Regions from separate parts of the Homo sapiens genome. Here region 2 is linked to region 1. A link is an interaction called in ENCODE POLR2A ChIA-PET data of the cell type or tissue named here. Cell type or tissue: MCF 10A. All regions are shown on one strand. Links, peaks and the distances in the headings refer to the core of each region. The heading gives the core; the rest is flanking DNA. Region 1 overlaps SLC35F3 (solute carrier family 35 member F3). Region 2 overlaps SLC35F3 (solute carrier family 35 member F3).

Evidence for each region. Peaks named below come from ENCODE experiments on the same cell type or tissue, not always from the same donor. Only the 100,000 strongest peaks of a DNase experiment are listed, where the experiment ranks them.
Region 2: POLR2A ChIA-PET joins it to region 1 with 9 read pairs; 2 of 35 experiments call an interaction of 5 or more read pairs at or near these places.

Annotation. Positions count from the first base shown.
Region 1 is chr1:234,122,827-234,139,513 of GRCh38, reverse strand. The region is part of intron 2 of SLC35F3 (solute carrier family 35 member F3); the gene reads right to left. Among named protein-coding and RNA genes, the nearest start is that of SLC35F3-AS1, 140 kb to the left of the region's middle. RefSeq lists an enhancer at 7,519-7,688. In MCF 10A, for the core only: no CTCF peak of the experiment used is centred there; a DNase peak (open chromatin) is centred at 6,503.
Region 2 is chr1:234,177,871-234,194,557 of GRCh38, reverse strand. All of the region lies in intron 2 of SLC35F3 (solute carrier family 35 member F3), which reads right to left. Among named protein-coding and RNA genes, the nearest start is that of SLC35F3-AS1, 87 kb to the left of the region's middle. RefSeq lists an enhancer at 5,594-6,305. In MCF 10A, for the core only: no CTCF peak of the experiment used is centred there; a DNase peak (open chromatin) is centred at 8,347.

The DNA.
Region 1 (16,687 bases), core at 3,943-8,942:
ATATAAAAACTATAAGTGTGTCCCATATTACATTTTCATAGACTATTGTAGAGTGCCTTTACTTAGAGGATTTTTAAAAAGTATAATGTGTCTATCTTTTTGGGATCTACAGTATTATTTCAGGAAGAAGTGGAGCTACAATTTGCGTTGTCCATTTGAGCCTTCTACACCTATCCCACCATGTCCTGGAAGAGATATCAGTGATAACATACTACATTTCTTAAACATTTTTTCCTAATGTCTCAAGAAAGGAACAACTACATGCAACTACATCTAATAATAAAGTAATAGAGTTTAGTCTTGTGACCACCAACTTTTACCCACCTTAGAAGAAATGGCCACTTTGGGAATCATATAGGGTTGTTAGAAGGACATAAAGAGGTTGTCTTCCTCAGTCTGTCTGACCTCAGTGCCACTTTGCCTAAACAAAAGTCAACAGTAGCCACAGTCAAGAGGTACTGTATATAAGTGCTTACTGTACAAATAGTCACTACCAAAAATGCTTTGCAAAACTCTTTAATCCTCACAACAGCCTCAAGAAACAAGTAGCATCACACCAGAAAGATGACAAAACTGAGATGAAGACGGAGAAGAGTAGGATTTGTTTGGCTTGAGTCAAGGCTCTTAAACAATGGCTATATTCTTTCTTCCAAAGCAACAAGGCCAGGGGCAGTGGCTCTCGCCTGTATAATTCCAACACTTTGGGAGGCTGAGGAGGAAGAATCACTTGATGCCAGGAGTTCAAGACCAGCCTGTGCAGCATAGTGACACCCATCTCTATAAAAGTAAAAATAAAAAATTAGCTAAGCATGGTGGCGCACACCTATAATCACAGCTACTTGGAAGGCTGAGGTGGGAGGATCATTTGTGCACAGGAGGTCAAGGCTGCCGTGAGCTATGACTGCACTCCAGCCTGGATGACAGAGCAAGACTCTGTCTGTAAAACAAAAACAAGTTCACTTCTTGATTCTGTGTGTTTTGGTATAAACTCTCCCTGCCAAATCCACATAAATTGAAACTGTGCCCTCAGCACCTCTTCTCTTGGTCCTTCTCAGTGAGGAAGAGGAAAAGCTGGTCTTGAGTGTGCATATATTTACCCCTTCTTTGCTGGAAGGTATCTGAGAACCATTGACCCTCCTCCTCCTCTGCCAGAATGGGCTGGTGGAAACCGAGAAGCCCCAGTATTAACTGAAGATCCATTGAAAGGGAAAGTAATGTAGTTTCAGGTGTATTGTCTTATTTAATCCTCACCACAACTTCTGAGATAAGTATTATAGAGATACAGCCATACAAAATTGACAATATGCAATTTATTTTAACCTACAAAAGTGGCAATGTTATATAGTGTAACCTAAAGTTGTTTTTAAGATAGATGTTGAAACTGAACTTCAGGTCTGACTCCAAAGTACACAGACATGGTATTACTCCTGCTTACTGTGAAGAATATCTAAGCAGCAAATGCTTCAACTCCTTTTTTCAAAGTGCTTGCCATATTGTTGGCAACTTTCTTATTAACTCTCTCTCTTCCATTCTTTACACTGAAAGAAACAATGACCATCACCACCCTCTGCCCCACTCACCCCAACCCAAATCTAACCTTTTCAACCCCTCTCGCATCCAGCCTTCTTTTTCCTCGCCAGTCAGATGGGGACCATTTCTCTTTCCTTCCACCTAAATACTTAAATTCATGCCCACCAGCTCCTGCTGCTGTCTTCAGTGGAGACCCTGTCTCTCCTGCTAATTTGCAGCTACTTGCTGCGACATGTGCTCCTGCTTTCTTTGATGTCTCTTTCCAACGCATACTTTCAGCTCCATCTTCGGTTCTCCTCTCCACAAGTCTTCCCTGAGCATGTAACTAACGACACGAAGATGCCTCTTACTCAGGATTGACTCCTTCCACCTTTACCTGACAAATCCTCAAGCTGTGTCTCTCTCTCTTTCCTTTCATTCAAAGCCAAGGTTCTTGAGGAGGCGTTCCATGAGCTCTCTTTAAGTCCTTTACTTCCCATTCCTTCCTCAACCCCCACAGACTGGCTTCTGCCCCCAACACAAGCTCTATGTGCTCTTCCCATGATCACTGATGCTCTGGGGATTGCTAAGTCAATGATTGCTCTTTGATGCTTATCTCTCATGCCTCACAAAAGCACCTGACATTCCTGACCACTTTGCCTCTCAGGCTTGCCCACTGTTGATCTCTGAATTGCCCTCCTGCCACCTGGTTTTTCTGCCACCTCTCTGACTGCTCTTTCTCAACCTCCTTTGCAGGCTTCTTTTCCTCACCAACCTATAAAACATCTGCTTTACCCAAGGTTACACCTTCATTCAAAAGCATTCATTGACTATGTCTTGAGCACCAATTTTGTGACAGGTACGTGTGCATGCATCTGTTACATGGCCCTGTGTTATTTGGATTGGTTACCTTGTCCAGTTCACTCATGGTGCTTCCAGTCCCTAAAGCTGGAGCCATGTCTACTAATTCATTTCATCAACTCCAAAAGGCAGTACCAAACCGGGAATCCAGTAGGGCCCCAATAAATATTTGCAGAATGAATGCTGAAGAAGGTTCACAAAAGGAACCCTTAGAGATACATGCATTATTTTAATCAACTACCAAAGCGGTGGCCCCTGTGGTGAGGGTCATGACAACTAAAGCACTGGAAGACTGATCTCTGAGATCCACTCTGGGCTCTGTTCGAGCCTAAGCTGTGCACACACCTGCTGCAGGTCAACAGGCTGGCCTGCATCTGCACATAGGCACCTGGCCTGAACCTCAGACTCAAATCGGGTTCTTGCCTCAAGCCTCTACCTGATACTCTCATGCGTTCATTAATTCATTCACTATATGTTTGTTGAGTAGTTATTTTGTGTAAGAAAGTTGCCTATGTGCTGAGAAAAACTTTATGAAGTTTATAGTCTAGCTGGGGAGACCAGACTCAACTATTTGTGGGAATATCTGTTTAGTGAATTACAACTGTAATATGCACCATTAAGAAAGATAAAGGGAGCTGGGTGCTGTGGTACATGCTTGTAATCCCAGCTACTTGAGAGGCTGGGGTGGAAGAATAACTTGAGCCCAGAAGTTCACAGCCAGCCCAGGCAACATAGTGAGACCCTGTCTCTAGGAAAAAAAAGAAATAGAAAGAAAGAAGGAAGGAAGGATAAAGAAAAGAAAAAACAAAGAGGGAAGGAAGGAAAAAGAAAGAGAGAAAGGAGAAAGAAAAATAAAGAAGAGAGAAAGAGAGAGAAAGAAAGACAGAAAAAGAAAGAGAAAGAGAGGAAGGGAGGAAGGAGAAGGGAAGGGAAGAGAAGAAAATAAAGGAGGGAAGGGAGGGAAGAAGGAAGAAAGAGGGTGGAGGGTGCTATGGGGAAAAGCTAAGCTGTACTTGGGTTTCAGGGAAGGCTTCCTAAGAGGTAACCTGTAAACATCTCTGAAAACCAGAGATTCTGTTTCATATTCTTCACCTTTCATATCTATAAACAGTTGTTAAAATTCTCAAGTATATCTTTTTGCTTTCTATTCTCATCCCCAGTGCCCTTGATCCGGCCCTTGGTATATGGCACGGTGCAGAAAAGAGTTAACACAGCGGAGGACTGGGACTGCCCTCCTTAAAAAGGCTTGCTTGCAAGTTTGGTTCTTGGCTGGCATCAGTGAACTTGGATCTCAGCGGTGTTCCCACCATTCCCTGACAAGCTATGCCTAAACTATTTGCCTCAATAATATGGTTTATGCTGAACACCTGCTTTCCTTTCAGGAGTCTGGAATGCCTCATGCAAGGCAGAGGGCGCTTATGTGACCAGCTTCAGTAAAGACCTGAGTACTGAGCCTCTAACGAGCTTCCTGGATAGACACCATTTCACAGGTGTTGTCCCAGCTTGTCGCTGGAGCAATTAAGAGGGCTCCTGGAAACTTGCACCTGGTTTCCTCTGGACTTCCCTTTGCTGATTTTACTTTGTATCCTGTTGCTGTAACAAATCTGAGCCCTGAGTATGACCATATATGCTGGGTCCTTGTGAGTCCTTCTTGCCAATCAGTAAACCTGGGGTGGGCTTGTGACCCTGAATGCAGGTGCCCAGTTAATTTCTTCTCTGACACTATTCCATATCCTGATGCATCCATTCATCCATTCTTTTTAATTTTTTTCATTTTTATTGGTACATAATAGGTGCATATACTTACAGGTACATAAGATATTTTGATACAGGCATACAATACATAACAGTCACATCATGGTAAATGGGGTATCTATTACCTCAAGCACTTGTCAATTCTTTGTGCTACTAATCATTCACTCTTTCATGATAACTAAGTGCCACATGTTGGGCTAGCTGTTCACTGTATAGCCTTTCCACCTATCTGTATGGCCTATTCCTTCACTCTATTTAAGTCTCTGCTCAATTACAGAGGCCTTCCCTGATCAGCCTGTTTAAATGCATGTCCTCATTCTCTGTCTTGTTGGTTCTTGCCTGGGATGCAAATTAGAAAATACCAATGCTGGCTGGGCGTGGTGGCTCAGGCCTGTAATCCTAGCACTTTGGGAGGCCGAGGCAGGTGGATCACTGAGGTCAGGAGTTCAAGACCAGCCTGGCCAACAAGCTAAACCCCGTCTCTACTAAAAATACAAAAATTATCCGGGCGTGGTGGCACATGCCTGTAATGCCAGCTACTAGGGAGGCTGAGGCAGGAGAATGGCGTGAACCTGTGAGGCAGAGGTTGCAGTGAACCAAGATTGCGCCACTGCACTCCAGCCTGGGCAACAGAGCGAGACTGTCTCAAAAAAACAAACCAAAAAACCCACAAAAAAACCAGTGCCAGGGCCCACTACAAAGGTTTTAATCCCCTTGTTCTTGAGTGGGGGCCTAGGCATCATCATTTTCCAAACCTTTCTGGTTGATTTTAATGTGCAGGCAGGGTTGAGACTGAGGCCTAAAACTCTGTCCTTTTATCCAGTTTTATTTTCCTTTATTGTACTGTTACCTGAAACATTATGTATAAATTTATTTAAAAATTATATATAATATACAAATATAATCTATATTTTATATAGATTAAATATACATATTTAATTTGGATATTTATATAATTTACACGAATATACATTTATCTACCAGAAATTAATACACATGCATAATGAATGAATTTATATTTATATACACACATAAAGTAATAAATATTTAACACATTTGTATAATTTGTTTGTATATATAATTGCATATAATTATTATTAATTACAATTAATATATAATTAATTATATATATACAATTTTCCCATTAGAAAATACACTTTACAAGAGCAGAAACTTAGTCAGTTTTGTTCACTGCTACATCTTCAGTGCCTACAATAGTAATCGCTATATAATGGATGGTTAAAATAAATATTTGTTAAATGAAAGAACAAATGATTCTCTTTGGGATGGCATTTAAAGCTCTCCATGATCTGAAAAAGCCAACTTATCTTGCTATTTTCATGTACTTCTCTGACATATGGTCTATACGCTTTATGGATTATTTTGGCTCTACCCCATTTATCATATACTAATCAGAGTCTTTCTATACTAGAGCCATGTGGTCACATATTCATCCACCTCTTCCATTAGACCAAAGACTCTGTGTCTCCCAGGGTTTACTTAGAACAGTCTCTTGTTCATAGCAGGTGTTCTTTCTGTGAGTTGCACTGAATGATTTCTGGATTCATAAAATCAAAGAGAGGTCAGAGCAAAGATAATTAAGCCGCTAGTTTTAGCACTACTCATTACAAGGGATAAATAGCTCACCAGAAAAGAGGGTTATGGCCTCTATCTTATTTCTAACTTGGTACCTTGATTAAAATTGCCCATAGTTAAAATGCCTGATGTCACTGTTCACTGCATGCTTTGCTTTTTCCTAAATTTAACTCTTGATTATCTGGGCCAGTGTTGAGAACCTGGTATAGAAAATAGAATATTACAGGTGTTCCAAGTTGCCAAAGTGGTGATGCCAGCACTAACCCCCATGTCAGATGCCTCTGTTGGTCATCTGCTGCAGGGAACTTGACTATGAGCTGCTGGGGACCCTGCAGGCCTCCTGGAAGGGGACAGCATTTCTTCAGTTACGGCTTGGTCTTCCATGTAGTGTGGATAATCTTCACTTAGGCCTCTAGATGCCTTTAAATACGAATCAAAGAAAAGCTCTCCTAGGAATTTAAGAGACATTTCATTTCTGTGGGTCTCTTAAAAACTTACATTGTTTTTCTCATTGTGGAATGGATCTTGAGGATAATTATTCTTTGGGGAAAAATGATCTTATTACACAAATTATTCTAGTTACTTTGGAATGAGCTTTAAGTAAATGAAAGAGAAATTTGCTGTAATTCTTTGAAAAGACACTCCCCACCAAAAAGAAAAAAACTGAAGGAGAGATAATATTATGTGCAGAGTCAGGCATACTGCATTAAAATCCCAGCTTCACTACTTACTAGTTTTGGATCCTAGACAAGTTACTCAACCGCTCTGTGCCACAGTTTCCTCATCTATAAAACTGGCACAATAATAGTTGCTTACCTCATCAAGGTATTATGAGTGTTAAATGATTAAACACTTTGAACAGTGTCCAGCACAGAGTCAGCACTCAATAGTTGTTAGCTGCTGTTTCTGGCTTCCACTAGAAATTTTGCGTGGAATGTTCATATTTTGGAGTGGGAAGGCTCTTTATAAATACAACACCATGGATTGAAATCATAAACCACCATGAATAAAATTACCAGAACCATGCAAAATAAACATTTTTGCAGCACAGAATAGATTTTTAATATGTAAAGAGATCTAACATTTCAACAATAAAAAATTAACACTGCAATAAAAATCAGCAAATGATTTGAAGAGTTAATCCATAAATTAAAAAATATGGTCCAAAAATATGAAAAAGTTTTATATAAACTTACATATTTAAATCGCAATACACAATGTTTCTTTTGAATCAAACTGCAAAGATTAGATAAAATGTTAATACACAATGCTGCTGAAAGTGCAGGGAAATGAGCATGCTTATGCACTAGTAGGAAGTCCAACCTTTGGATGCAAACTTGGCCGCACATGCCAAAAATGTGAAATTTTGTATATTCTTAGCAATTCTACTTCCAGAAATTATCTTAGGAAACTAATTATGGATGTATACTAGTGCTTATTGTACATTGCTTATAGCAATGAAGTATTTAAAACCCCTAAATATGTAACAAAATGGTATAATTTAAATTAGCAATGTACGAGGCAGAAATTACAAATCATGTTGAAGCAGGATGTTATATAATATGAGGAAATGTTCAAAAGGAGAGAAGGGGAGTGAGAGTGAGGGTCGGGGAAGAGAGAGACAGAGCATGCAGGAGAATCTGACTGCCTGAGCCATCTTATCTGACTTCCATCTTGTTAGATGAAGTAAGTTCATTTGCTATTAAGAGATGTTCCAAACCTCCTATTACTTTCTTTCTGACTTCTGTGTTAGGCAATATTTGTGATGTTTCCCATCTCAGCTGCTTCTAGGGAAAAGAACTGCACAGCCTCTCCTCCACTCCACTCCCCGAAGTTTATACATAGTCTAGAATAAACAAAATCTTTGTTTTCACAAGAGAACCTTATTATTATCGCTTATTATTTGCTGAGCATCAACAGTTCTTTAAAAAAAGTGGTAAGTGATCTGTTCTAAATTAGGCTAATACACGCCTGGCTCCCAGAAACACAGTCACCTGCCAAACGCTTTCTAGTCTTTGGGTCTATTAAAAGCTACTCCCCTCCAGACTCCTCACTCCAATCAGGAGAAAGACACACAGTGAGCAGCATCTTTAAATTTGCTGCAGATTCTAGTTTGTTTACGACGTGCTCCCTAACATCAATGCTGAGAGATGTTGAATCCCTTCCTTGCTCGCTACAACTGTGAGCTCAGACGGATGTATGAACATCACAGTCTTTAACTCAAGTTCCATGTCCGGTTTACTTTTGACCTTGGCTTAAGTTATTCAGCAACACCGTGTACATAAATACTCTATAAGGATGTTAAGCAGGAAGACAGCTGCTGCTGAGACTGGGATGGGGGGAAGGGGGGCTGGGTGAGGGGCTCATGAGTTTGGTGCCAGATGTGCCATGGAAGCTGGGTAGGGCCACAGCCTTCCTATGACCTTCAGATTACAATTCCAGGGCCCAGCTACCTCTACGGAGAAGAAACAGAAACATAGATATGCAAATATTCACTTAATTATTTCCCATATTTTCCTAAGGAGATCCTACCACAACATTAATAAGCTTTTTATTTCAGTATAATATGCACACAGGAAAACGACAAATTTTAAGCATACACGGCAAAAATAGAACATCACCACAACCTCAGAAGCCCCCTCATGCCCCTCTTAACTATTCCCTCTTTCATCCCAAAGTTAACCAATATCCCCACTTCTAACATCGCAGATCAGCTTTGTCTCTCTTTGAACTTTATAAACATAAAATTGTACAATATGTTTTTGTTTGTGAGGTTTTTCTATGTTGTTCCACTTAATGGCGTCTTCATTTTCATCCTGTATAGTATTCCTGTGTCTGAATATATAAATTTTTTTTATCCATTCTATTGTCACAAAACAGTTTGGTTGCTTCCACGTTTTAACTATTATGACTAATGCATTTTGTACCTATTTTTGGCCTGCATATACATGCATTTCCATTAGTTTATACTTTGGCGTGGAATTTCTGGGTTGTTTGGCATAAATACATTCAATTTCAATAACACTTTAAAACATTTCTTTACAAAGTGATGGTGCCAATATATGCTTCTACCAGCAGTGTATGAGAGTTTCATTTGCTCCACCTCCTTGCCCACACTTGGTACTGAGAGGTCTTTCTTTTTTTTTTTTTGACAGAGTCTCTCTCTCTCTGTCACCTGGGCTGGAGTGCAGTGGCACGATCTCTCGGCTCACTGGAAGCTCCACCTCCCGGGTTCACGCCATTCTCCTGCCTCAGCCTCCCAAGTAGCTGAGACTACAGGTGCTCGCCACCACGCCTGGCTAATTTTTTTTTTTTTTTTAGAGACGGGGTTTCACCGTGTTAGCCAGGATGGCCTCGATCTCCTGACCTCGTGATCTGCCCGCCTCGGCCTCCCAAAGTGCTGGGATTACAGGCATGAGCCACTGCACCCGGCCGAGAGTTTTTTAAAAATTAAAATTACTGTGTGGGTGTGTAGTGGTATAAAGTGTGATTTATGTATGAATTTCCCTGATAGCAACAATTGTTGAACAAATTTTCATATGCTTATTGGCCATTTGGATAACTTATTTTGTAAAATACCTGTTTGGTTGTTTGGTCCATTTTAAAATCAACTTGTTTGAATTCCTATTGTTAATTTGAAGGAATTAATTATGTGTTCTGGGTAAGTCCTTCATCAGATGTATACATTGTAAATATTTTCTTGCAGTTTATGGCTTGTGTTTCTAAATGGTGTCTTCGAGTTTTTATATTTGATGACACCAACTTACTACTTTCTTACACTGTTTGTGTCCTTTCATAGGAAGATTAAAGATATTTTCTTATGTTTTCCTCTGGAGGTTTTATAGTATTAGCTTTTATGTTTAGGTCTGTGAATCATTTAGAATTAATTTTTGTTTATGGTCAGGTGTAGGTCAAGGTTAGTTCCCCCCCATATGGATATTCATTTGTTTCAGCATCATTAATTAAAAAAACATTCTTTCCGTATTGCATTGTATTGGTGCCTTTGTCAAAAATCAAGTGAGTGCAGGTGTGGATGTTTTTATGAATGCTGTATTCTTTTCTATTATCTATTTGTCTATCCTAACACCAATACTACACTGTCCTAATTAGCGTAAATTTATAATTTTTGGAATCTGGTAATGTAGTTATCTAACTTTGTTCTTGGCTAGTCTGAGTTCTTTTGTATTTCCACATTCAATTCAGAATCTGTTTGTCAATCTCCTAAAAAGCCCTCCAGGATTTTGACTGAGATTTCATTGACTTTATGGATCAATGTTGGGGAAGTGACATCTAAATGTTGAGTCTTCCAAACCATAAACATGGTGTATCTTTTCATTTATTTAGGTCTTCTCTAATATTTTTCTGCAATCTTTTGTAGTTTTGTAGTTCTCATCAAGAAGTATTCTATATTTTTTGTGTAATGTATTGCTAGGTATTTGGTGTTTTTGAGTCTATTGTAGTATTACTTTCTTTTAGATTGTAACCATTCTGGTAAAGGTATACACATCTCATTGTGGCTTCAATTTGTATTTCCCTGATGATCAATGAGGTCGAGCACCTTCTCATGTGTATTGGCCATCTGCATATCCTCTATTGTAAAGTGCCTATTTATGTTTTTAAGTCCTGTTGGAGGTGTATGTATTTTAAATATCTTCTTCTACTTGCCTTCTTCTAGCTTGCCTTCTTTCTCTATTAATGGTGTCTTGATAAACATCAATGCAAACCAACGACTTCACTCTGTGTTCAACTGCGACAAATCAATCTCTTCTAGTGCTGGACAAAAACATGTTTGTGTGGAATTTACCACAAGGCTGGATGTGTATTTACTGTGTTTTATGGACAATTTAATTGATTTTTCAAGAGCAACTTTGATTACAGTGATTTTTTACTTGCTCAATTACCTTTAGAACCTGGCCCCCAAGTTACGAATCTACTGCGGTGTCCCCGATTTTCCGACAGAGTGAAAGAAATGTGATGGAAAGTGCTTGCTCTCCAGACATTTAAAATTTAAGCAAAGAGAGATATGTCCTTTTCCTTCTCTCTCCACAGATCCTACATCATAGCACCAAGGAACTACTATAATTCCCTGGACATAACATGCCTTTGCATACCCATGCCTTTTCTTAAGCTCTTTCCTTGGCCTGGAATGCCCTTTCTTACTTGATCTCAAACTATCATCCCCTCTTCATGCATTTCCCTCACTGAATTCAGTCTCAGCTATGTCTCTGATGCTGCTTTTGCTCATTTCCAGTTCTCAGCACTCCTAATGCTCCACCTCCGCCATTCCTCACCTCATTCTCATCCCTCACCCACCGTCCAAGATGCTAACTTTCAGAGCAGGCATGCAACTGGCCAGCACCTTCTAACCCAGAGACTCTTCAGCCCTGCTTCACCCCTGGTCAGCCTCACCCTGAAGAGCTCATTCCACATTAACTGTGGCTTTCAGCGCCTGAATCTTCTATTGTCCTTCGCCAGGTGATGCAGAGACAGCAGAGGGTAAAACATGGCCCTGCTGTACACATGCATCAAACAGCTGGAAGCCAAATCAAAACATGCCCCAGACACACTAGCTCTCTGGAAAGTGTCTTGGACCTTCTCGCTTCCTTCCTGCTCCCACTGTGTCTCTCAATATATTCAGTTCATGACCTTTCTAGATCTTACTCTTCCTTATGGTCTTAATGCCTGTTTGTCGGCATCACTTTGAAGACGCAGCCGGCACTTAACTCCAACTCTTCCCACTCCTGATAATCATCTTGCCCCTCTGAGTCCTCTCCCTGGGCTCCCAACCCAATGTCAGGTCCTCAGCGTGTGTCCTTGTCCTCTGGAGGGAGCAATGGACAGATAATTTTCAATACACATTGGAGATCACCAGGTATTGGTGATTCATGTCATGTGCATATGTTCATATATATCTGTCTGACCTTTAAACAATACTACTTTGACTCTTCTAGTGCATTCCTAGGCAACACATAATCTTCCCCAATTTATGCTAAAGGGGAACATTATCATGCTTATAAATCTATTCTAATGTAAACTCGTGTTTAATTTATTTCCTTCAAAGAAAATCTCATCATATTTTTAATACTCAGCTTTTATTATGGTAATACTTGCATATTGAAATACCTTAGTTATCATCTCCCAAAGGAGGCTTTTAAATCAGTCTATTATGACATTCTCTTACATTAAAAAAACACTCCTTGTTCTACAATTTCTATTTTACCTAGAGCCAGGAACATCTGCCCCTTGAGCTGCATCGAATGACAGCATTATTTAGCTGGCTTGAATCACACCCAGGAGATGGCTTTCTATACAAAAGGATCTCACCCATGCAGCAGTTCCTGGCAGCACACGATGTAAGAGGCATTGAACTTGATGCCCCCAACTCGAAGGGAGGGGGTACATGTCTATTTCATCAAAATAGGTGCAATGACATGATAGAGACATTTACATAAGATGAGATAAAATAATGAATGCAAGAGTACTTCATAAGCCCTGAAGAGTTATGCAAATATAAAACCTGGTTATTAAATAGCTGTGAATCACAGACAGTTATTAAAGATTGGTAAGTGAGCACAGAAAAATTGATTATTCCAGTCAGGGGCATTGAGTATTCAATTAGGTATCATAAAGGACCTTAAAAGATGAGTAGGCAGCAATAAAAAGGAATAAACTACTGATACACACGAAATGGATGATTCTCCAGGGAATTATGCTGAGAGAAGAAAGCCAAGCCTAGAAAGTTGCATGTTGTAGGATTTTACTTATATAGCATTTCTGAAATGAAACATCAAAGAAGGCTTGGGTGGGGTGGCTCATGCCTGTAATCCCAGTGCTTTGGGAGGCAGAGGTAGGAGGATTGCTTGAGGTCAAGAGTTTGAGACCAGCTTAAGCAACATAGTGAGACCCCATCTCTACACAAAAATTAAAAAATTAGCCCAGCACGGTAGTGCGTGCCTGTAGTCCCAGCTATTTGGGAGGCTGAGATGGGAAGATAGCTTGAGCCCAGGAGTTCAAGGCTGCAGTGAGCTATGATTGTGCTTCTGTACTCCACTCCAGCCTGGGTGACAGAGCAAGACTCTGTATCAAAAAAGAAGAAAGAAAGAAAGAAAAGAAAACATTATAGAAATGGAGAGCACATTGGTGGCTTCCAGCGGTTGGAGAAGCAGGTGATGTGGTAGGAAGAAGATGGGTGCACTTATGAAAGGGCAAGAGGGAGCCTGCGGTCATGGACCTGTGTGGTCTTGACTGTAGTGATGGATACATAAACCTACATAGGTAATAAAATCATGTAGAACTAAATACACACACACACACATGTAAAACAGGGGCAGATCAGTGGATTGTATCAATGTCGATATCCTGGTTGTCACATGGTACTACAGTTTTGCAAGATGTTACCATTGGTGGAAACTGGGTAACGGTAACTGAGATCTCTCTGTATTACCTCTTACAACAACATATGAATTTACAACTATTTCAATTAAAACTTTAGCTAAAACAAAAGATGAGTAGGGCTTTAATAGGTAGAGATGAGCTGGATTTGGCTGGTGGGGAGAGGAGAAGGCTTCAAGGGGGACGGAGTGGCTTGGGTAGAGAGAGATGCGTGAATCTGAAAGATGCAGTTAGAAAATAGTCCCAGCAACAGAAAACAATAGTTCCTATTTATTGAGCATAAAGAATGGACATAAACTTTTTCACACAGCCAGTCATTTACTACCATCACAACTCATGAACTGGGTACTATTAAAATCCCCATTCACCAGGGACTTGAATGTCTTTAGAGTCAACAGTGTGACCCTAGAGCGGCGGAGCTCCTTGCTCAGGATTGCAGAGCTAGTGCGCGGAAGCACAGAACTGCAGAGACTGTTCTTCATCACACACTGCACGGCTCCCGGCCCAGCAGCGCTAAGTGGTTCTGAGTCACTAGGGAACGAGGGGTCCGAGGGTTGTGGTGCAAGATGAAAATGGAGAGGCAGGTATATGCCGGAGCTGAGAAGGCGGGGAGTGCCGTGCCAAATAATTTTGACTATAATATGTGAACAATGCAGAGGATGAAAAATTTCTCTGAAGTGTCACCGTGATCAGAGAGATGTTCTTTAGGAAAATAACTTTGTTGGCATTCTAGAAGGGGGATTGAGAAACAGAGACTGGGTTAGGGACAGGGCAGTCAGCACAAGCCCGGACCGGTCAGGAGCTGGGAACAGCTGGAGGAACGTGTGGACTGTCTGGCTGCTCAAACATTAGCTGGCCCTGCCTGGGGTGGGCTATACCTCCCGGCCTCACTGACAGCAGGTGCAGCCATGGACTTAGAGCGCCTCCTGGGGGAGGAGTATACTTGAGTACGTGAACTCAAGAGCAGCCACGTGATTTGCTTTGGACATTGAAATGTGACAGGGGATGATCCGTCAGCCCGGGTCCTGGATGTAGCGCAGGGAGGAAGCCCATTCAAAATGGACATGGAGCTTAAGTGAGAAACAAGCTTATGTTGTTGTTAATTGTTGAGATTCGGGGGTCGTTTGTTATATCAGCGTGAACTGGGCAATTTGGCTGATACAAGCAGGATAATTTGGGGTAGCAAGAAGGGACGTGAGTGACTGGCTCAGGTGTGAGGCTCTAAACTGAGCAGTGTTGGTCTCATCACTTGACACTGTGTCCTAGATATGAGGCGGGATAGGATGGTGACACAAAGGAGCCACACTGGATTATTTTCTGAGACATTCCCCTATTCAAATTTCAGTAGAATAAGCTATAAAACACAATGCCTAGAATCTGGCACAAGGCACTGCCACCTTGAAGATCACCAGATGATCACTTACAAACCAAAAGAAAGCTGAGAAAGGACAAGTGTGTGCAATGCATGCATGGACACATGCGTGTACACATAGACACAGAGTCTCCATCACCAGAATTGTGAATCTTGGAATTCACAATTTCTCTCTTGTTTTTAAAGAGATGGAGTCTTTCTCTGTTGCTCATAGCTCCCTGAAACCTCAAACTACTAGGCTCAAGTGATCCTCCCACCTCAGCTTCCTGAGTAGCTGGGGCTACAGGTATGCAGTACCATGCTCGGATAATTTTTTAATTTTTTCGTAGAGATGGGGTCTTGCTATGTTGCTCAGGCTGATCCTGAACTCCTGGCCTCAAGTAACGCTCCCACCGCAGCCTCCCAAAGCACTGGGATTACAGGCATGAGCCACTGTGCCCAGCTGGAATTCAGTTTCTTTAGCTTCATTCTTTCCCTAGAATTCTCCCTCATCTCTGTTTTCCTTGTCTCTGTTTTCAGTACATATATGGTGCTAAATGATAATAATTTATTTCAGCCCCTAGGGGAAGAAAATGATCTTGGGTTGGTGGAGGAAGAGGAAGAAGAAAGTCAGACTTGACAGTTTCTCCCTAAATCTTCTCTATTCACCTTTGAAAATGTATAAATGTGAGCTGTGGGTGAAGCTTAGTGGGAATACCGATTAGAAGGCATTTGATGAATAATTGTGAATTCTGAGTCTTGGACAAAATGTTCTCCTTTACTGTCCCACTTAACAGGACCGAGTTACCTAGAAGGCGTTTGGGAACTGGCTAGGAGAGCACTGCTCTTTGGGTGGTTTCTTGCTCATTGACACTACATCATTCGTCTCTGGCTGGTATCCAGTAAGAGTTCAGAGTTGTTGGTAAAATGAACACTGAAGACTCTCAGTGGGAAAGCTCCATGTCCTCTACGATATCATATCTTTGCTTCTGGCTCTGTTTCCTGTGACATCATCAAACTCACAGATGGCTGCCTTCAGAGAGTGTGTCTGAGATATCAACCTCACAGGAGTGAGCATTATGGGGACTGAGCTGGTTGCTTGGCTAACTCAAATCACCAAGGCGAGTAAATGAATAACTGTCTCTTCCAGAACAAATGCTGTCTTAAATCACAGCTGTTAAAACTACTCACCAGGGCCCTTTGTCCCCAGAGCTGCAGGCCTGAAGATGGGCTTTTAGATTCTTTTCTTACATCAGCTTGATTTTTAAAAATTCCTCTTCACAGATAAAGGGAATATCATTGCAAGAAGTGTTGGATTAGAAATCAATGCTCAGCTGGGCATGGTGGCTGATACCTGTAATCCCAGCACTTTGGGAGGCTGAGGCAGGCAGTTGTCTTGAGCCCAGGAGTTCAAGAATAGCCTGGGCAACATAGCGAAACCCTGTCTCTACTAAAAATACAAAAAAAAAAAAATTAACCAGGCATGGTGGCACACGCCTGTAGTCCCAGCTACTCGGGAGACTGAAGTGGGAGGATCACTTAAGCCTGAAAGGTCGAGGCTGCAGTGAGCTATGATTACACCACTGTACTCCAGCCTGAGCGATAGAGTAAGATTGTGTCTCAAAAAACAAAACAAAACAAAACATGCTTAACACTGGTTATGGCCCCAGATGCACAATACTATTTGTGCTACCTTGCACTATAAAAATGCTTAAACAAATTTACAAGAGAAAAACAACCCCATCAAAAAGTGGGCAAAGGATATTAACAGACACTTCTCAAAAGAAGACATTTATGTGGCCAACAAACATGAAAAAAAGCTCATCATCACTGATCATTAGAGAAATGCAAATCCAAACCACAATGAGATACCCTCTCACTCCAGTCAGAATGGTGATTATTAAAAAATCAAGAAACAATAGATGCTGGAGAGGCTGTGGAGAAAGAGAAACACTTTTATACTGTTGGTGGGAGTACAAATTAGTTCAACCACTGTGGAAGAGAGTGTGGCAATTCCTCAAGGATCTAGAACCAGAAATACCATTTGACCCAGCGATCCCATTACTGGGTATGTACCCAAAGGATTATAAATCATTCTAATATAAAGATACAAGCATATATATATTTATTGCAGCACTATTTATAAGAGCAAAGGCTTGGAACCAACCCAAATGCCCATCAATGATAGACTGCATAAAGAAAACGTGGCATGTATACACCATG
Region 2 (16,687 bases), core at 6,156-11,155, 53 kb before region 1:
ATAAGTAAGTCCTTTAGTGGTGATTTGGGAGATTTTGGTGCATGCATCACCTGAGCAGTAAACGCTGAACCCAATTTGTAGTCTTTTATCCCTCACCCTCCTCCCACCCTCTCTCCTGAGTCCCCAAATTCCACTGTATTATTCTTATGCCTTTGCATCCTCATTGCTTAGCTCCCACTTATGAGTGAGAACATGCGATGTTTGTTGTTTTCATTCCTGAGTCACTTCTCTTAGAATAATAGTTACCAGCTCCATCCAGGTAGCGCAAATGCCATTAGTTCTTTCCTTTTTATGGCTGAGTAGTATTCCATAAACAATGTGTTTATCCACTCATTGATTGATGAGCATTAGGGCTGGTTCCATATTTTTTGCAATTGCGAATTGTGCTGCTATAAGCTTGCGTATGCAAGTATCTTTTTTTAATAATGACTTCTTTTCCTCTGGGTATATACCCAGTAATGGGACTTTTGGATCAAATGGAAGTTCTACTTTTATTTCTTTAACTATTAAACTTTAAATAAAACACTGTTTTCCATAGTGGTTGTACTAGTTTACATTCCCACCAACAGTGTAGAAGTGTTCCCTTTTCACCATATCCATGCCAACATCTATTATTTTTTGCTTTTATGATTTATGGCTATTCTTGCAGGAGTAAGATGGTATTGTATTGCGGTTTTCATTTACATTTCCTTTATCATTAGTGATGTTGAGCATTTTTTCATATGTTTGTTGGCCATTTGTATATCTTCTTTTGAGAACTGTCTATTCATGTCCTTACCCCACTTCTTGATGGGACTGTTTGTTTCTTTCTTGCTAATTTGTTTGAGTTTGTTGTAGATTCTGGATATTAGTCCTTTGTAGGATTACAAGTTGTGAAGATTTTTCTCCCACTCTGTTGGTTGTCTCTTTACTCTGCTGACTCTTCCTTTTGCTGTGCAGAAGCTCTTTAGTTCAATTAAGTCCCACCTATTTATTTTTGTTTTTGTTGCATTTGCTTTTGGGTTCTTGGTCATGAAGTCTTTGCCTAAGCCAATGTCTAGAAGGGTTTTTCTAATGTTATCTTCTAGAATTTTTATAGTTTCAGATCTTTGATTTAGTTCCTTGATCCATTTTGAGTTGATTTTTGTGTAAGGTGAGAGATGAAGATTCAGTTTTATCCTCCTATATGCAGCTTGCCAATTATCCCCACACCATTTGTTGAATAGGGTGGCCTTTCCACACTTTATGTTTTTGTTTGCTTTGTCCAAGATCAGTTGGCTATAAGTATTTGGGTTTACTTCTGGGTTCTGTATTCTGTTCCGTTGGTCTATGTGCCTATTTTTATACCAGTACCATGCTGTTTTAGTGACTATGGCCTTATAGTATAGTTTGAAGTCAGGTAGTGTGATGCCTCTAGATTTGCTCTTTTTGCTTAGTCTTGCTTTGGCTATGTGAGCTCTTTTTTGGTTCCACATGTTAGGATTGTTTTTACTAGTTCTGTGAAGAATGATGGTAGCATTTTGATGGGAATTTCATTAAATTTGTAGGTTGCTTTTGGCAGTATGGTCATTTTCACAATATTGATTCTACCCATCCATAAGCAGGGGATGTGTTTCCATTTGTTTGTGTTGTCTATGATTTCTTTCAGCAGTGTTTTGTAGTTTTCCTTGTAGATGGCTTTCACCTTGTTTAGGTATATTCCAAAGTATTTTATTTTATTTGATTTTTGCAGCATTTGTAAAAAGGGTCGAGTTCTTGATTTGATTCTCAACTTGGTCGCTGTTGGTGTATAGCACAGCTACTGATTTGTGTACATTAATTTTGTATCCTGAAATTTGCTGAATTTATTTAACAGTTCTAGGAGCTTTTTGGAGGAGTCTTTAGGGTTTTCTAGGTTTACGATTATATCATCAGCAAACAGCAACAGTTTGCCTTCCTCTTTACTGATCTGGATGTCCTTTATTTGTTTCTCTTGTCTGATTGCTCTAGCTAGGGCCTCCAGTACTATGTTGAATAGAAGTAGTGAGAGTGGGCATCCTTGTCTTGTTCTCAGAAGGAATGCTTTCAACTTTTCCCCATTCAGTATTATGTTGGCTGTGGATTTGTCATAGACAGTTTTTACTACACTGAGGTGTATCCTTTGTATGCTGATTTTGCTGAAGGTTTTAATCATAAAGAGATGCTGGACTTTGTCAAATGCTTTTTCTGCATCTATTGAGATGATCATGTGATTTTTGTTTTTAATTCTCTTTATGTGGTATTACATTTATTGACTTGCATATGTTAAACCATCCCTGCATCCCTGGTATGAAACCCACTTGATTATGGTGGATTATCTTTCTGATATGCTGTTGGATTTGGTTCACTAGCATTTATGATTTTTGCATCTATGTTCATCAGAGATGTTGGTTTGTAGTTTTCTTTTTTTATTATGTCCTTTCCTGGTTTTGGTATTAGGGTGATACTGACTTCATAGAATGATTTAGGAGGATTCCCTCTTTCTCTGTCTTGTGGAATAGTGTTAATAGGATTGGTACCAATTCTTCTTTGAATGTCTGATAGAATTCAGCTGTGAACCCATCTGGTCCTGGACTTTTTTTTTTGTTGGTAATTTTTAAATTATTATTTGAGTCTTGCTCCTTGTTATTGGTCTGTTCAGGGTTTCTAATTCTTCCTGACTTAATCTAGGAGGGTTGTATATTTCCAGGAATTTATCCATCTCCTCTAGGTTTTCTAGTTTATGTGTGTAAAGGTGTTCACAGTAGTAGTCTTGAATGATCTTTTGTATTTCTGTGGCGTTGGTTGTAATATCTCCCATTTCATTTCCAGCTGTGCTTATTTGGATCTTCTCTCTTCTTTTCTTGGTTAATCTTTCTAATGGTCTATCAATTTTATTTATCTTTTCAAAGAACCAGCTTTTTGTTTCATTTGTCTTTCGTATTTTTTTTTGTTGTTGTTTCAATTTCATTTAGTTCTTCTCTGATCTGGGTTATTTCTCTTCTTCTGCTGGGCTTGGAGGTGGTTTGTTCTTGTTTCTCTAGTTCCTTGAGGTGTGGTCTTAGATTGCCTATTTGTGCTTTTTCAGACTTTTTGATGTAGGCATTTAAGGCTATGAATTTTCCTCTTAGCACTGCCTTTGCTTGTATCCCAGAGGTTTTGATAAGTTGTGTCATTACTGTAGTTTAGTTCAAAGGTTTTAAATTTTCATGTTGATTTTATTTTTGACCCAGTGATCATTCAGGAGCAGGTTATTTAATTTTCATATATTTGCATGGTTTTGAAGTTTCCTTTTGGAGTTAATTTCCAGTTTTATTCCACTGTGGTCTGAGAGAGTACTTGACATAATTTCAGTTTTCTTAAATTTATTGAGACTTGTTTTGTGGCAATCATATGGTCTATCTTAGAGAAAATTCCATGTGCTGATGTGTTGGAGGCTGCACAAGTATTTCTTATGATTAGGCATAATTGAAGCCTGTTAGCAATAATGAGAACCTGTGAGCAAGTAAACAGCTAACCAATCATTACCTCCTCCTTCTTGCTCTTGTTACCTAATATATAAGAAGGGCTGTGGAAGCTCGGCAGCTGCCTTTGCTCACTAGAAGCAGGGAGCCCTTTTCTTTTCTTTTTCTCTTCTCTTCTTCTTCCCCATGCTAGCCTTTCCTTAAAATAGTTACTTTTGTTTTTTGTTACCATTTCTACGTTCATCCCTTTGTTCAGTCTTGTAATGACGGTCTCAAGCAGTAACAGTAATAATTGCTGCAATGAGGGTCTCAAGTAGTAGCTGTGGCAGTCGGCCACACTGATGAAATAGAATGTATATTCTGTGGTTGTTGGGTAGAATATTCTGTAAAATATCCGTTAAGTCAAGTTGTTCTAGGGTATAGTTTAAACCCAGTATGTCTTTGTTGACTTTCTGTCTTGATGATTTGTCTAGTGCTGTCAGTGGAATATTGAAGTCCCCCACTATTATTGTGTTGCTATCCCATTTCTTATGTCTAGCAGTATTTGTTTTATAAATTTGGGAGCTCCAGCATTAGGTGCATGTATATTTAGGATGATTGTGACATTTTCCTGTTAAGGCCTTTCATCATTATATAATGTCCCTCTTTGTCTTTTTTAACTGCTGTTGCTTTCAAGTTTGTTTTGTCTGATATAAGAATAGCTATTCCTACTCACTTTTGGTGTCCATTTACATGTAATATCTTTTTCCACCCCTTTACCTTAAGTTTATGTGAGTCCTTATGTGTTAGGTGAGTCTCTTAAAGGTAGCAGACACTTAGTTGGTGAATTCTTATCCATTCTGCAATTCTGTATTTTTTAAGCAGAGCATTTAGACCATTTACATTCAATGTTAGTATTGAGATGTGAGGTACTATTCAATTCATCATGCTATTTGTTGCTTGAATACCTCGGTTTTTTTGTGTGTGTTTTTGTTGTATAGATCCCGTGAGACCCATGCTTTAAAGAGGTTCTGTTTTGGTGTGTTTCCAGGATTTGTTTCAAGATTTAGAGCTCCTTTTAGCAGTTCTTGTAGTGCTGGCTTGGTAGTGATGAATTCTCTTAGTGTGTGTTTGTCTGAAAAAGACTATCTTTCCTTCATTTATGAAGCTTAGTTTCACTGGGTACAAAATTCTTGGCTGATAATTGTTTTGTTTAAGGAGGCTGAATATAGGGCCCCAATCCCTTCTAGCTTGTATGGTTTCTGTTGAGAAATCTGCTGTTAATCTGATAGGTTTTCCTTTATAGGTATCTGATGCTTTTGCCTTACAGCTCTTACGATTCTTTCCTTTGTCTTGACTTTGGATAACTTGATAACTATGTGCCTAGGTGAGGATCTTTTTGTGATGAATTTCCCAGGTGTTCTTTGAGCTTCTTGTATTTGGATGTCTAGCTCTCTAGCAAGGCTGAGGAAGTTCTCCTTAATTATTCCCCCAAATATGTCTTCCAAACTTCTAGATTTCTCTTCTTCCTCAGGAATGCCAATTCTTAGGTTTGGTAATTTAACATAACCCCAGACTTCTCGGAGGCTTTGTTAATTTTTTAAAAATTCTTTTTTTTTTTTTGTCTGTGTTGGATTGAGTTATTTCAAAACCTTGTCTTCGAGCTCTGAAGTTCGTTCTTCTGCTTGTTTGATTCTATTGCTGAGACTTTCCAGTACATCTTGCATTTCTCTAAGTGTGTCCTTTATTTCCTGAAGTTGTGACTATTTTTTATTTATGCTATCTATCTCACTGAAGATTTCTCCCTTTATATCTCGTATATTTTTAAAAATTTCCTTAAGTCGGACTTCACCTTTCTCTGGTACCTCCTTGATTAGCTTAATAATCAACCTTCTGAATTCTTGTTCTGGCAATTCAAGCATTTCTTGGTTTGGATTTGTTGCTGGTGAGCTAGTGTTTTTTTTCTTTTTCTTTTTTGAGGTGTTAAAGAACCTTGTTTTGTCATATTGCCAGAATTATTTTTCTGGTTCCTTCTCATTTGGGTAGGCTATGTCAGAGGGAAGATCTGGGGCTCAAGGCTGCTGTTCAGATTCTTTTGTCCCATGGGGTGCTCCCTTGGATGTAGTACTCTCCTCTCCCCCTTTTCCTAGGGATGTGGCTTCCTGAGAGCCGAACGGTAGTAATTGTTATTTCTCTTCTGGATCTAGCCACCCAGATGGGCTACCAGGCTCTGGGCTGGTACTAGGAGATGTCTGCATAGAGTCCTGTGATATAAACTATCTTTAGGTCTCTCAGCCATGGATACCAGCACTTGCTCCAGTGGCGGTGGCAGGGGAGTGAAATGGACTCTGGGAGGGTCCTTAATTATATTATTGTTGTTTATTGTAGTTCTGTGCTGGTTGCCCTCCTGCCAGGAGGTGGCGCTTTCGAGAGAGCATCAGCTGTGGTAGTAAAGGGAGGGTCAGGTGGTGGGCAGAGCCCTAGAACTCCCAAGAGAATATGCCCTTTGTTTTCAGCTACCAGGGTGAGTAGGGAAGGACCATCAGGTGGGGGCACGGCTAGGCATGTCTGAGCTCAGACTCTCCTTGGGAGGGGCTTGCTGTGGCTGCTGTGGGGAATGGGGGTGTGGTTCCAGGTCAATAGAATTGTGTTCCCAAGAGGATTATGGCTGCCTGTGCTGTGTCATGCAGGTTGTCAGGAAGTCGGGGAAAGCTGGCAGTTACAGGCCTCATCCAGCTCCCGCACAACCCAAAAGGCCAGTCTCATTTCCACCATGCCCCCTGCCCCCCACCTCACCAGCACTGAGTCTGTTTCCAGGCAGTGGGTGAACAGGGCTCAGAACTTGCACCAGGCTACCAGCCTCCAGGCTGAGAAAGCAAGCAGGACTTTTTTTTTTTTTTTGAGGCGGAGTTTCGCTCTTGTTGCCCAGGCTGGAGTGCAGTGGCCCGATCTTGGCTCACCGCAACCTCCGCCTCCCGGGTTCAAGCGATTCTCCTGCCTCAGCCTACCAAGTAGCTGGGATTACAGGCATGTGCCACCATGCCCAGCTAATTTTTTGTATTTTTAGTAGAGACGGGGTTTCACTGTGTTAGCCAGGATGGTCTCGATCTCCTGACTTCGTGATCCGCCCGCCTCGGCCTCCCAAAGTGCTGGGATTACAGGCGTTGAGAAACCGCGCCTGGCCTTTCATGCCTCCCCACCTGTTGAGTCTGCACATCAGATTCATGCCCTACCCGGAGTTCTGGCTAGGAAACTCTGGTTGTAATTGTTACAAAGTTCAGCTGGAGGTTTCCTTCTCCCTGTAGTCTTTTCCCAGTTCCTCTGGCAGCCCTCCCCAGGGACCCCTGTGAGACAAGTCAGAAATGGCTTACATGGGGACCCAGAGAGACTGCAGGGCTTTTCCTGCTGCTTCCTCTACCTCTGTAGTTCACTCAGGTGTCTACATTGTCTCAGCTCAAATCCTTCTCCCATGATCTGGACTTTCAGGTTCCCCAGTGAGGGCACGCGTTCATGGGCGGATGATCCTCCTTTCCCACTTTCACAGTTTGGGCATGCACAGTATTTGGGCTGTCTCCTGGGTCCTGCGGGAGTAATCCGCTTCCTTCAAAGGGTCTGTGGATTCTCTTGGCTTTCCTGGTATATTCCTGCAGTAGTTCTTGGAGCAGAAGTTCACAATGTGACTCCCGACATGCTGCTCTATCCATCCGAGTGAAAGCTGCAATTTAGTCCTGCCTCCTGTCCGCCATTTTCCCCCCTCTCCTTGGAGCTGCTCTTTCATACCTTCTGTGCCTGGGATCCTCTCTTCTTCCCCATTTGAGTCACTTCTTGAACAACTTTGCATTTGTGCAAGTGAGAATGGTGGGTTTTCCATTCGCCTAGGAGGTTGGGAACTTTAGGTATAGTATACAATTTACAAACCGCTGTGTGGTGGTTGGTTGCTTGTTCCTTTCACATCACCTGGGGCTGGCAGGCAGCAGCTGGTATCCCTAAAGAGGTGCAGATGGAAAGCATCAACATTGACAAGAGCCCATCATCAATTTCCCCTTCCTGATAAGGGAGTTTCTCTGTGATTCAGGCCAATTCCCCTGGATCCACAGAGCCAGGAGGTCTGGCTGTGCAAGGGAGGGCAGGAAAAGCTAGAGTACCTGAGATGGGGAAGGAGGAATGAGAGAGACACAGGATGCAGAGCCAGGTTAGAAAGCAAAGAGTGAGAGCACATCAGAACCAACCAAACAACAACAACCAAAAAGGAAGGAGCTCCACAGCCCTGAGCATTTCTGAAGTCTCAGGCTCACTATGGGGCCTCTTCCCATAGTATTCCATCAATATGTCAATAATACCTACCCTGCAGGTTGCTGTGAGGTTTAAAGGAGCTAATGTACATGGGATACCTGGTCCAGCATGTTGACTTTACGGAGTCCCTACAACTACCAGTGTTATTTAAAATAATTATTAAGATGGTGGACCCATGATCAGACCCAAGTTGTGTCAACAGAACAGACTATCTGAGATCCTGATGGCATGTGCTCCCTCTCCACCTACCACTTGACACTTCAGAGTCTCAGGGCACATGTCACATCTCACCTCAAATGAGGTGCCAGGTTGGCCTAGGGCAAGAATTCAGAAGGACTGGGAGGAGAGATCAGGGCTAGGAGACGGCACCCAGCTTGTCTCCTTCTCAGAGCAGAGGGGCAAAGTCAGCCCTTTGCTCAGGGTTTGCTACGCATCCACTGAAATTTGGCATCAGTCCTTCCGCTGAATCTCTGTTTGCTGGCCATGCCTTAAAAAACAAATACTGGTCAGTTGTTAAAGTTCACTTGGTCTTGACAGCCAAAGCCAGGAGCATTTGGCCAACATCATGAGTCTGACTCAGCAGAGCGGAGCCCACTGCATGCTTGAGCAATGCTTTGAAGCAAGTCATATCTCACCTCAAATGAGGTGCCAGGGATATTAATGCAATGAGACTGCTTAGTCAATCTGCGCCCTGCTGGGTGAATCACACTCCAAACACCTGTAGGTAAGAACATTCGCTGCAGCTGAGTATATTGCCAGCAACCCTTCCCTGGTGCCTGTTTCTATCTCTGTTAGTGGGGACCTCCTTAAAATGCTGCCTTCAGACAAACTGTCTACGCGGCACTCAGCCTATGGCAGTCAGTAGGTAAACTAGGAATCTTTTTACAGACAGTGAACGTTAAAACCAGCAGGACATCATGAGTTGCTCAAAGAGAGTGATGATAAAAAAATGGTTAGAATTTGAAACAAAAGGGGACAATCTCTTCTTCATACAGGGATAATAACAGAGCAAACATATTATAAAATCAATGCATTATTGGCACAGACCTGCAATTCAGCGGGTATCCAAATGGTGATGTGATGAATGGTAACACAGCACTGAATATCTTCAGAATCAATACCTTAGGTCCACATTTGAGGACTCCTTAAGTATCCCCTTCCAAGTCCCTGCCATCACCCCTGGGTATTCTGTAAAGCAGAGATGGCTTTTCAGAGTGGCCCCAGGGGAGGAGCAGTCAGCTCAGCATCCAGGACAGAGGTCACTGGAGTGCCCCAGCCATGTGAAGGCAGGCTAGCCAAGGGTTCCACCCCAGAAGAAGCATTAATGCCTTAGGTACTACACAAGCTACTAATTAATGAATAATAAATAGACCTTTTGGAATGGCCTAACTTAAAATTACAAAATGAAATGTATTTGCTAGTCTCCTAGAACATTCACTTTTCTGCAGGGCTGCCTCTTTCTACTCCTCGTAGTGAAGAGTCCAGCAAAGAGCTGAGCAATGCGATTGGCTTCAGACACATTTGGATATTCAGCGATCCTGGGACACATCTCGGGTGTCCCTTCTCACCTCTGGTGATGGTTTTGCCTCCCAAAGTGTCCTCTCCTTCTCCTTGGCTCTAATCCTACCCAACTTCCCAGAACCAGCGTACACCCCCACCCCAGAATGCCTTTCCTGGTCACCCCATCTTGTAGAGCTCCCTCCTCCTTCTGCAAGTATTTGTCTCATAATCATTCCTGTGTCTTTTACTCTCCCTCGATGTATTGTTTAGATTCATAACATTATGATTATGTAGCTTCCCTCCTGTTGCAGGGTTGCTTTTTCGCAGGGACTGTGCCCACCTTGGTGTTCTCCATAGAATGCTTCTCAGATGCAGTGTGTGGTACAAATGCCCAAGATCTTGTTAAAATGCAGTCTGACTCAGTGAGTCTCTCTGGGGGCAGGCCCTGAGATTCTGCATTTCTAATAAGCTGTCAGGTAATGTCAAAGCTGGTCTGTCTAGGGACCACACTTTGAGTACCAAGGGACTATCATATCTAGGACAATGTCACGTGTGTGGTAGATTTTCAATAAATAGTTATTCATCATGGGCTCTTTCACCTATTCTCCACCATGGCCTGCGGAGCTGAGTCCTCAGTTCCCTTTGAGGAACAAATATGTAGAGGCCCTGGAAACTGTGTGCTGGCCTTTGGTCATCCCAGAGCCAGGATGGGCTCCACACTCCTCCCACCTGCTCTGGCCTGCGGCAGCATTCCCACGTTCCTTCTATGAGAAAAACAACATGCATCAGGCACTATGGGACGGCGCTGACAAAAAAGACAAAATGTCAGGTCTCATAGCCTCGAAAATTTCCTGCCCATTAAATAAGCATTCCTTGGGTGGTTTTCTCTATCACTGCTAAATATTAAAGTCATAGGTCTCACAGTGTGTAGGCTCAAAACATGCTTCATTCCAGAAGCCACTGTTTTGTCAACTTTACAAACCACATAAAATAGTTTGAATACTGAAAACATCAAGCTTACACAGAGAAATGATATTTTGCTATGGGACTGAATATTTTTAATAAGATCCTATTTCCTGGGGAAAGAAGAAAAGTCGCAATGTAAGCAATAGCAGCAAGGAAGATCATTATGGTTCCTAAGTAATCCAACTACTGATGATAAATGACATAGCAACATGTGCATTTAGGTTTTTTGTTTTTTTTTTTTAAAAAAACTGTGTTCCATGCTAGTAAAGAATTAACTAGCAAAGAACAATATCCTTAAAACAGCTATACATATTTTCAATACATCTAACACATAGCCTACAAAGTAACCAATGTGAATTTGAACTGAGTGCTCCTTTTTTTGTTATAGCTGATAGGTCTCTTAAGATCTCAATGAGTGTAGGTTAACAGATAAATAGAATAAATTGTAAACTGCTCTGCTGGTGTCTAGCACATAGCAGGTATTCAACAAAGGAATGTTGTTAAACAAAAAATGAATGAATGGAGAGAGGAAGACAGGGGTAGGCACCCTTATGGCTTTGTGAATGGGTCCACAGCGTGGTATTTTGTACTTGAACCAGAAGTCGTATGAAAATGAGATACGAACATTTACAGGGTCATAGTCACCATTATTAAATAATGGGAGCCACACTGTACAGCTTGTCCTTAACTGACAAAAGATAAACTCTGCATACAGGCATTGATGACATATGGATATAGAGCTACCAAGGACTCAGTCGACCAGGCCAGCGACACAGTATCGTTTAATGAAAAAGGATACAGCCTGCTACGTATTTATGCATATACACTCACTGAAGGTCTATTTCATGTCAAGTCCTGAGTACCTTAGGTTTTCACAATGACAAAATAAGAATTCATTTGCTTTAAAAAATTGGAATACATCACTCTGAAATATTTACATACGTAAAAAACAACCATATGCATTTTCTTAAATGGTTTCTTTCAAAATCCAGAAAAAAATCAGAAAAAAACTTATAAAGATGATTCTATAAAAATAAGAACTTTTGTATCATTAAGAAAATCTGGCCAGGTGCAGTGGCTCACGCGTGTAGTCCCAGCACTTTGAAGGCTGAGGTGGGCAGATCACTTAAGGTCAAGAGTTCGAGACCAGCCTGGCCAATATGGTGAAACCCTGCCTCTACAAAAAAATACAAGAATTAGCTGGGTGTGGTGGTGTGCATCTGTAATCTCAGTTACTCAGGAGGCTGAGGCATGAGAATTGCTTGAATCTGCAAGGTGGAGGTTGCAGTGAGCTGAGATTGTGCCACTGCACTCTAGCCTGGGTGACAGAGTGAGACTCCATCTCAAAAACAAACAAACAAAAAGTCTTAAGCAAAGTAAAAAGGCAAATAAAATTTTAAAAATGTAAATTATAACTCAAAGGATTAATATCCCTAATATAGAAAAGATTAGAAAAATAGAGAAACAAAAGACCAATGATTGTATAGAAAATGGACTAGAGATATGGTCAGAGTTCACAGGAAGAGAAATGCAAATAGCACTTCACTATATGCTCAATCTCATTCATAAGAGAAAAATGAAATTTAAAACTGCACTAATATGATTTCTCATTTATCAAATTGGAAAAAATCCCAAAGTTTGACAATATCATGTAATTAGCAATGCTGTGGGGAAATGGGCACTGTCGGTCATTGCTGGTGGGAATATAAAATGGTACAACCCCTATAAAGAGGAATTTGGCATTGTCCAGAAAAATGATGTATAAATTTACCTTTTGCTCCAATTATCCTACTTCTGGCAATCGATCTCAAGAAAGATACCCAAAGATGTATGCACAGGATATGTATTACATGCAGCACAAATACCCACCAATAGGAGAAGGTGAACAAACCAGGACACGGCCAGACAATGGAGCTGAAGAAAGCAACAGCACTCCTAGAGCCCAGATCAGGGTCTCTCAATACTGTTTCTTACTGAAAGACACAGGGCTCCTTAAAAAATGGCTAATTCCAGGTATGGAGTAATAAATGTGCAAGATGGATTCCAGAACATGTTGTCATACAAGAGATCAATCAATCAATCAATCAATCTAGCTCTCAAAGAGTCAGGTCAAAAGGAAGTGATCTAACTTTTAGAAGCTTGCTCTGGCCAATGAAGGGACAATTGGAATATCATTAAGGATAATAACTGTAATGGACTTGAACACACAGAACATGCATGAATCCCTGAATTTATAAAAATATTTGGAAAAAACCTTACTGGTTAACTTTAGGAGATATTAGAAATCCAACTTACTGTTTTTAAATCAGTTAAAAAAAGGAAAAAATTAATTCCTTTCGCCATTCGTATATGAAATGTACTTTAGGGAAATCAAATCATTGATGAGAGGAAGCTTCTCTTTACAGAAGTTTTCCAGTTAGTAAAAAGAAGATGATAGAATATAACTACTGGACAATCTCTGATCAATTAATGAATTTAGGCAGTTCATAAATAGTTGCTATTGATAAACAGATAACCAGACAATATGTATTTTGTGATGAAAATACACAGAACCACATGTGAATTATCCTAAAAAAGAAACCAAAAACAAAGAAATAAAGAAAAAACCAGAATAAGGTCACAATGCAAGCAAACTTTTATCTAATTACATCTAATTATCAACTTACAGGAAATACGGAGGACAAAATAACATGGTAAATGACACCACAGAGATGCCATCAGCAACATTCACACTGTGGAAAATTCTCAAGACAAACTGCTCTCTTCAACAAATGAGTTAGAAGAGGCAAGGAAAAAATGGAGGAGGCACCTATAGATTAAAAGATATTTTAGAGACCTGTCAACTAATTGCAACATGTGGATATGGACCTTATTTAGATCCTGATGCAAACAAACTATTTAAAAATGGATTTCTGAGATAACTGGAGGGATCAAACAGTGGATAATTTCTAATACTGTGATAACATTTTAAAAAAGAGTGCTTATTCTTTTTTCTCTCTTTTTTCTTTTCTTTTTCTTTCTTTCTTTTTTTTTTTTTTTTTCTTGAGACAGAGTCTCACTCCGTCACCCAGACTGGAGTGCAGTGACACAATCTCGACTCACTGCAACCTCCACCTCCTGGATTCAAGTGATTCTTGTGCCTCAGTCTCCCAAGTAGCTGGAATTACAGGAACATGCCACCATGTTGGCTAATTTATTGTATTTTTTTTTGTAGACAGAGGATTTTGCCATGTTGGCCAGGCTGGTCTCCAACTCCTGACTGCAAGTGATCCACCCATCTCAGGTTCCCAAAGTGCTGGATTACAATCCAGCCACCGCGCCTGGCCATTTTTAAGAAATACATACATTTAGAAATGCCTCAAAAGAAATTATATGATGTCTGGATTTTCTTCAAATCAATCTGATGGGAAGAGGGAACGGATGGTGGTATAGATGAAATGAGATTGGTCTTGAGTTGCTAATTGTTGAAACTGGGTGATGGATACATGGCAGTTCATTGTACGATTTCCACTTTGTAAATGTTGAATTTTTGATAATAAAAAGCTAAGACAAAATTAAATTAATAAAAATTAAATAAAGGAATAGGAATCTCCTGTATCTTCCCTCCTTCCCTGCCTGGGTATGTGATGACTTTTATTTCTGGAACACTTTACTCCAAGGTTCCTCTAAACGTTATGGGATTCAAATCCACTCTCAGGTGCCTTTGCAGTAGGAGGTGGCCAATGAGGGAAATAGGAAGAGAGGTGAATGAAGTCCCCAAGACTACAACTTTAAATAGAGAGTGACCTGACAATTCTAAATTTAGCGACATGATCTCTCCTAACCAGATGCCTGGAGTTAGATAAAGGTGTGCATGTGTGTGTTCTAAAGTCCTAGTGGGACATGAGCATCTTCCTTGAGTTGCTAGCTAGGTCTCACTTAGCAGGGAGGAGTGTGCTCTCAGCTGCATTCACCATGCAGAAGTGATGTGTTTCCTTTACCTGAGCCCCTCCTTCTGAAGAAAGGGATTTAAGAAAACCTGAAGGTCAAGGTGGCCATCCCTCTGTCCCTATTTCAGTAAGCTCTAAACTTGCACCCAAGGAAACACCATGGCATGCACTGACCCTAAGATCATTAGGCATCTTTGGGAAGATCTAATGTGAATGATTAGCCACATCCTTTTGAAAAAGAGGGAAGTCAGAGAGCCCCACAGTGGGGAGATGACCACCTGAGGCTCACCTGTAGAACCAACAAACCACCAGAACTGGAGCCACAGACTGTCATTTCTAGCCAGGTGCTGTTGTCACTCATCCCTATTTCCTAGAGGTTGGCAGTGGGTTACAAAAAATGTCTATGGAAATCAAGCCCAAACAATTCTAGGATCGAGCTATAGGAGTGATACTGCTGAACTGCTGAAATTTTCCTTCTGCAGTAAGTCTGACAGCCCAAGGTCATGGAACTTGAGAAGAGGATAGAGTCGGGGGAAAGGCTTTTTACCTTTTTTCTTTTGCTCTTTCGTTCTAAAGAAGCATACTGAATTCCACTGCTGAAGTCAAAGAGGCTTTTGCTGTCAGTCTCAGATAAATGCTTCATTCTGCTATGTGCTGCTCCACTCCCTTTATTCTCCTCTTTAATTGAACCTGAATTGCATGGTTATTTTTAACATAATTGGTAAAAATTCAAGAGAGTTAATGCCATGTCCTTGGCTCATAAAACCCTTTCTTTTCCTTAGATGTGTTTCAACTCAGTGCTGATGCCAGGTATTAACTGTAGGATGACTATAGTTAACAACGATATATTATTAGTTTCAAATAGCTAGGAGGAGGATAGTGAATGTTCCCAACACAAAGAAATGATAAATGTTTGAGATAATAAATATGCGAATTACCCTGGACTGATCACTATACCTTATGTGTATTGAAATAGAACCATGATGTACAATTATTGTACATCACGAATACATACAATTACTATTTGTCAACTAAGAAAATGTTTTTAGAGCCGGGTATTAGTGAAGGAATTTTTGAACATTTGAGCTAAACCTGCTCTCCCAAGTATTCAGATTTGTTTTATAAAACAAAGTCTCCCCTAATTGTCTTTGTCTTAAATGCTTTCCATTAGCTTCATCTATTAGCTTCACCAAGAAGATGGACCTTCAGCCAAATTGGAACATTCCCTAAAATTCTCTGTTCACTGAAACACTCGGCGTAGGAGTTCTATTCTACTCAGGTCTGAAATGATCGCAGCTGAGGAAGTTCTCAGCTCTGCAGAGTCAAGAAACAGAGTCGTGAAGGAGGCTCAGTGGAGGGAATGTGGGGCCTGGAGATGGAACACCTGGGGCTGCCTGTATCACACTGAGCCATCACACACCTCTCTGTGCACGTTTCCATGTTCATTAAAAGGAGACGAGAGTCCAGCTTATGATATGTTGGAAAAGGAAAAACTGTGGAGATAGTATAAGATCAGTAATTTCCAGGGGTTGGGGGAAGGATTTTTAGGGCAATGAAATGGCTCTGATACTGTAATGATAGATACACATGTCATTAGACATTTGTCAAGATCCACAGAATGTACAACATCAAGACTGAACCATAATGTAAACTAGGAGCTCTGGGTGGTGATGATGTGTCAGTATGGGTTCATGAATGGTAGCAAACGCAGCACACCAATGGGGGATGCTGACAGTGTGGCAGGCTGTGGATGATGTACATCCACAGAATGTACATCATCAAGACTGAACCATAATGTAAACTAGGAGCTCTGGGTGGTGATGATGTGTCAGTATGGGTTCATGAATGGTAGCAAATGCAGCACACCACTGGGGGATGCTGACAGTGTGGCAGGCTGTGCGGGTATGGGAGCAAGGGGTTATATGGGAACTTTCTGCTTAGTTTTGCTGTGAACCTAAAACTGTTCTAAAAAGTCTTTTTTTTTTTTTTCCTTAGGAGAGGGTAGAAGCTTCCTGACCTATCTCCTAAGACTTCTGAGAAGGTCAATGAGAGAAACAATATAAATGGCAGCTGAAAATGGCCAGATAAATATATGTAGTGTGCTTATTCTTAAAAGTCATAGTATTCCAATTGACTGAAAGCATTGGAGGGATGAGTTCGGTGGCAAGGGGCATGGGCTAGGTGATCTCCTTACCACCTATGCCTCGGGACTTTATGTGAGAAGCAACATAGCCCAAGTATGTAGTGGGGTGATGGGCCCACTGGAATTTCCACAACTGAATGATAATAGTCTTTCAGAGGAGGCAACTGGGGCATGGTGCTCTTATTACTAAAATGCTATCATTGTTCTAACACTTTTATTCCTCTTTTGGAACAAGTTTCCAGAATCTCATTTTAGCATTCTCAAGTTATGAATTTGGTTTCTGGAAAGGGTTACAGTGTGATAAGTAAAGCATGCGCTCAAGTGATTATAAAGCAATGATGAGCTGATGTTCTTGTTTGGCGGTGAGAAATGATAGAGATGCCATCCAAGCAAAACTGTACTATGATTGCACAACAGAAAATTGTATTAAACCATGA